Regions from separate parts of the Homo sapiens genome. Here region 1 is linked to region 2. Evidence: chromatin contacts called from ENCODE Hi-C data. All regions are on one chromosome and are shown on one strand. Each heading gives the region's core, a stretch centred on a gene start or an enhancer-like site at or near the end of the contact. The rest is flanking DNA. Distances are from core to core; before and after follow the strand shown.

Region 1 (2,847 bases), core at 240-2,739, 56 kb before region 2:
CTTGTAAAATCCAAACTAATGCTTTGTGCTCTGATCTTAAAGGCAATTACTAGGTTCTTCTATCTTTTATATCTTTGCATCCCCAATAACCTTTATATATAATGAACATCCATGACTGACTATGCCTGTTTTTTTAATGCCTCTATGTAAATCTCTATGAATATATAAATGTAGTCAAATGTGTCTAAAATAAACATATATATACACATACCACATACATTACAAAATACACACATTAATATAAAAAATCTCACAAATTCATATTGAAGTTCAGGTTCAAATATAAAGATATTGTTATGATTTCTCATGATAAAAATGTAATGCATTATTGTATAGAAGTTATACTTTTTATAATGAATTAGGGAAAAGAGGAATATTAATTGTGGCTAATTATTATACATATTTGCAAGGGTGGAACAGCTACTAAAAACAGAAATAATAACTTTGAATTTCAAAACCCCTTAGTTCTTTACCCAGGTTTACTGTCTCATGTTTAAATCCTTATTTTTAAAAAATTGTGTTGAAACTTGAAAATCAATGAGAAGGAAATGAGGAGTATCAGAAGATTGGAAAAACCACTTATCTAAAGGTGTGTTTTTATAAGCACATATAATAACTCCAGAGTCTTATATTTTACAAAGTGGATGTATTGGTTTATTAGAGGATGGTAGTAAAATGAAAAGAGTTTCCAGAAATAAATATTGAACCCAGAGGCAACATATCTACTTAGTTCTCTATTCTAGAGAAGGCAACAAGATGTATTCTGCTTATATTCACCAAAAAGCATTGATTAGGGTCACTCCTATGTGCAAAGGAGATTTAAAAAAAAATCTCCAACTCTCTTCTTGCATCATCCCATTAATGTCTTTGCCTCTGTTTGCAAGTTTTTATGTCTGGCCACCCACTAGCTAGAGAAAGGGTACATGTATGGCATTAAGATTAATGAACTAAAACTTGCTGGAAGATGTTAGCAGTGCTGATGATGTTGGTGCCAGCCCAGTCAGCTTGGAGTTACATAGTTGCAACCTACCCCTAACACCATGGGGCTGGGAGTATATTCAGAAGCGGCGAGTATATTCAGAAGTCTTCTACCAGTAAAAAAAAAAAAAAAAAAAAAAAGATTTTGAACTATTAACTTCTTAAGATATAGATACGGTGATGACTGACTTGAATTAATCTTTTATTTCCTCTCATGGTTAATTCTTTACTAGTTTTCATCTTTAATAAAAAGTCCTACATGGATTAGAAGCAGTTAGGCTAAATTCTATAATGACTGGATTCCCTGAACCAGGGGACTTATTATGCAAGGAAAAGCAGACAGCTTAAGTCCAAGTCTTTTGTGATCTGTTCTTTTGTGATGTCAGAAGCAAATGGATACCTAACATAATTGTATTTGAACATTAGTCAGTATAAAGTTATGAGTTCTAATGTCTCTTCTTGTAAGCATATTATGTTTCGGCTCATAAGCTTAGAGAAAATAGTCTATGGCCCCATGTGCCTTAATTTCTCTGAACAGAGCCAATAAAAACACTGGGGTTCAGAAATAGGAAATTAATTTAGTTAACATGTATTTATGCCAGGTGCTAGGCTAGGTGTTGGAGATTTCTGGTTGAGATTTCCAGTTGCTCTCTCAGAGTTCATTGGCAAATCAAACTAATTCTTATTTAGAACTTTTATCTGCAAGCAGTTAAGATCTGACTATACAGTGGGTAGGAACAGGGATTTGTTGTGTTTGCAAGTGCCTTAGCATGTTTCACTTGATCCTAATTTTTGGTAATACGTAATATACTCATTTCTAAGTTTAAGATATACTATTAGAGCTAGATTTTGGATATGAAACCAAGTCTTAGTACTTCAAACATCCTCTACGCTTCCCATTGCACTAGGCTGCTCTGTAGCCTTTCAATCTTTGATAACCTTACATGATTAATAGTTATGATTTTACGTGCTTATTTTATCAATTTTATGTACAACTTTGATCCTTTAAACAGAGGTGGGGTAGGGAGGATGGTAGAAGATGTGAGATGATGTTAATTTCTCTTTTCTAAAAGCAGAGTATTTTGCTATATCAATAATGAAGTGCATCATATAAAATCATAAGGTTTAAAGAAACCACCAAATACTTCAAATTGCACTTACAATATTAGCTTTACTGAAGTATAATTTATCTATAACTGTGCCTATCAAAGCATACAATTTGGTGAGTTTTGGTACATGTTAATTCTGTGTTACCACTACAACAATCAATATATAGAACATGTCCATTGTTACCAAGAATTTTCTTGTGTCTCTCTGTAGTCAATTTCTATCTCTACCCTGACCCCCAGACAACCACAGATCTGCTTCCTGCCACTTTAGATTAGTCTGCATTTTCTAGACTTCCATATAAATTGCATACTCTTTTATATCTGATGTCTTTCACTCAGCATAACGTTTCTGAGATAAATCCATGTTGTTGGGTACATCTGTGGTAATGCTAGTAGAATTCTATTATATGAATATCTGCAATTTTTAAAATCTATTCACCTGCAGATGAACATTTGGGTTGTTTCCAGGTTCTGGCTTTTGAGAATAAGGTTGCTATAACATTCATGTACAACTCTTTGTGTGAACATGTTTTTATTTCTCTTGGATAGTAAATACTGCCCTAGTACTGAAATAGTTGGGTTGTATGGTAGACATATGTTTAACTTTGTAAGACACTGCCAAACTGATTTCCAAAGTGGTTATACCATTTTATGTTCCCAACAGCAGTGTAGAAGAGTACTGGTGCTCTACATCTTCATCAACAGTTGGCGTTATCAGATTTTTAACTCACAGCCATTCTAATTGGTGTAATGTATTTCA
Region 2 (2,700 bases), core at 45-2,544:
TTTGTATTTAAAAAACATGATGCTTTAGAAGTTGAAAGTCTGTGAGAATATTTTCTTTTTTCTAACAAAACACAATTTCAAGTTATTTTACAGACAGAAGATATTATTTTCAATTCCCAAAGTAGGTGTTGTTCAGTAGCACTTCTGACCTGCAAAGTTCTCAAAAATGATAATGAATAAAAAACAACCTTATCTTGGAATTATAAAACAACTTGGATTTAAAAACCAACTTGATATATGGTAGGTAGGAACAAGGGCTGGGTATAATTAAATATAATAAAAATGACTAAGGTACCTAGAATGTTGCTGTTACATAAAGTTTTTATTTTTTAGTGATCTATATTTTAGTGCTTTTTAAATAATTGTTTGCAGAGTGACTTATTCTCTGTTTACATAAAGTATTTTTTGTCGTTTCACAAAAAACAACCATAATGTGGTATTTTCCTAAAATGTCTTAGTGTACTTAGGACTTTGGTGTTTACTCTGCCAGCATCAGAAGCACTACAGCTGGGCTTAATCCAAATCACAAGCAATAATGTCTACGTTGGTTGGATAGGATTCAATAAGATGACTAAATTCTTTCCTTTCCTCTCATTCCAACAATTTCTTACCATTCCCAATAAGTCTGCAGAAGTCGTTTATAGCTTAGGAAAGTCTGAGTCATCCCAACTTGTATATTCACAGCAAATTCTGTGAATTCACCATCAGTATACAGAAATACATGGTAGGCATCTGAGTTGTATGTTACTTAAAATTATAAAGGTATTTTTATCAATTAATGTTCTTTATCACAAGCAGAATTATTTTCTCTGAAATCACAGTGAGATACTGTTACTTTGAAGAGGGAGCAAGGAACTGCCTGAATCCCATTACCCTGATCTCTCCTTCTCTAGCCAGTGGTATACCATCATTACTGTTGCTTTTGCTATAATAACAATAGCTAACTTCTACTGAATGCTCAGTATATACTAGGCTCTGTGATAAGGGCTTCATGTATATTAATTTAATGTTTAAATTCTTCCACGGATGGAAAAATAAAGACTTAGAAGTTGAATGATTCACCCAAAGTCACCATGTTACTGAAGTGTTGTTGATATCCAAATCACTCTGTTTCTGCCTGCAGTTTATATCCTAATCTACTTATCATACTGCAGACTTGTCTTCACTGGCAACACCCTGGGACTAGTTCTGCCTTAAGGAGAAAGTACAAAAAGAGCCCTTGACTCAGAAGGCAAAAGACTCAGTAACACATTGCCTCTTGGGGCTAGGGCCAGCATTTCATGCATCTTCTTCAGATGTATAATCTTGCTCTATGGCCTCATACTTTTAAAGCCTGGGCTCTAGTCCAACATTGTCCAAATCCTCTACCTTAGCCTGTGCTTGGTTTTCCAGCCTAGGATGCTGATTCTTGTTGCGTGAGTTTCTTGAACTTTGGATCTCTTCTAGTACAGTCTAACTTTTGGTTCTACCTCAACCTCTCTTGCCCTATGTATTGTCTAATGCACTGTACCCAGTCTAATAGGGAATGACAGAGAATAATTTTTTTTTCTTGGCGTTGGAGATGATTTCGATTGGGTCCTGCTGTTCATCTTGAATTATAATAGTTTACAATAGGGTGGAAATGTTAAGAATTGATTAGATTATGGTTTTATATACATAAATTCAGCTTTCTCTATTTTAAAACAGTGGTAAGTTATCAAATCATATTAAATTTGCACAAACAATCAAGGTTTACATAAACCATTTTCTTTGAACTATATTCTCCATTCAATTTCTTAATTTTACACCAACTAAATTATACTGGAACAACTGTAGTTTAGAAAACATTTTGATCACATATGTTGTATTAATCCTCCATTCCCACCCCCCACCATCATCTTGTAACATGGTTTTAGAAAATAAAGGACATAGCATACCACTTAATCCCAGAAAACTAAAATAAACTTATATACACTTTCAAGAAAAGGTCAATTACACTGAAGATGGTTTTATATATATATATATATATGTGTGTGTGTGTGTGTGTGTGTGTGTGTGTGTGTGTGTGTTTCTAAGAGCAGAGAAAAACAAGGCTAATTTTCCATAAAATTTTCAATAATACAATTCTTCTTGGATACCCACTCTAAACCTCTAAGAGTAATATCAAAGTTCATAAGTCCGCCAGTGATGCTAACAATATGTATTGGGAAAGACAACTTTTTTGGGGATAAAATCTTCTATTTAGAAACTACACACCTGGCTTCATTATTTAAAATACATATTAGCATGTAATCAGTAATTTAGTATCCTTAGAGTAATGATCTCTGAATATGTTACAGCCATGTATCTTAGGGGCAAAGAGATTATGAGGTATGATAATGTGATAAATATTCACACGCTCAAACTGGGTTTTGGTCAAATTTCTTTTAATAGAGCTAATAATTTGTTATAGTGAACACATTCTGACATCATTAAAGTTATTAATAAGACTTGAGTCTTACTAATGCTAACATAAGTTTCAAAGAATACTTGAATTTCACCTGTTTTCCGTTAATAGGTAATTAGAATTTCCAAATGCTAGTCCTGTAATTAAGGCAGAATAGTTTTACTTCGGCTAAGTCATCATCATCATTTTATATCAACAGAGCCTGATTCAGGCACTTACCAACTTGTTCTCTTGATGTGAACACTGGTATGTTTTTTATCTTTAGTAAATAGATA

What was found. A loop is a pair of places that touch in the nucleus more often than their neighbours do. Pooled maps may share reads with other maps.
Region 1: a map of PC-3 shows a loop between it and region 2 (3-fold over the local background). The contact joins the promoter of UC.134 here to the enhancer-like site in region 2. A Hi-C loop is called at or near these places in 2 of 168 maps with a recorded cell type or tissue (PC-3 and heart right ventricle) and 1 of 50 pooled maps.

Annotation. Positions count from the first base shown.
Region 1 is chr3:158,525,350-158,528,196 of GRCh38, reverse strand. UC.134 (long non-coding RNA uc.134) reads right to left here and starts at 1,489. Exons shown (of 1, transcript NR_148407.1): 1 at 1-1,489. The region is part of intron 7 of RSRC1 (arginine and serine rich coiled-coil 1); the gene reads right to left.
Region 2 is chr3:158,469,670-158,472,369 of GRCh38, reverse strand. The region is part of intron 7 of RSRC1 (arginine and serine rich coiled-coil 1); the gene reads right to left. Among named protein-coding and RNA genes, the nearest start is that of UC.134, 56 kb to the left of the region's middle. Within about 2 kb of position 1,294, at least 2 of the 41 ENCODE cell types and tissues checked have a DNase peak (open chromatin) inside an H3K27ac peak, as active enhancers do; they include PC-3, where a contact is called at or near this core.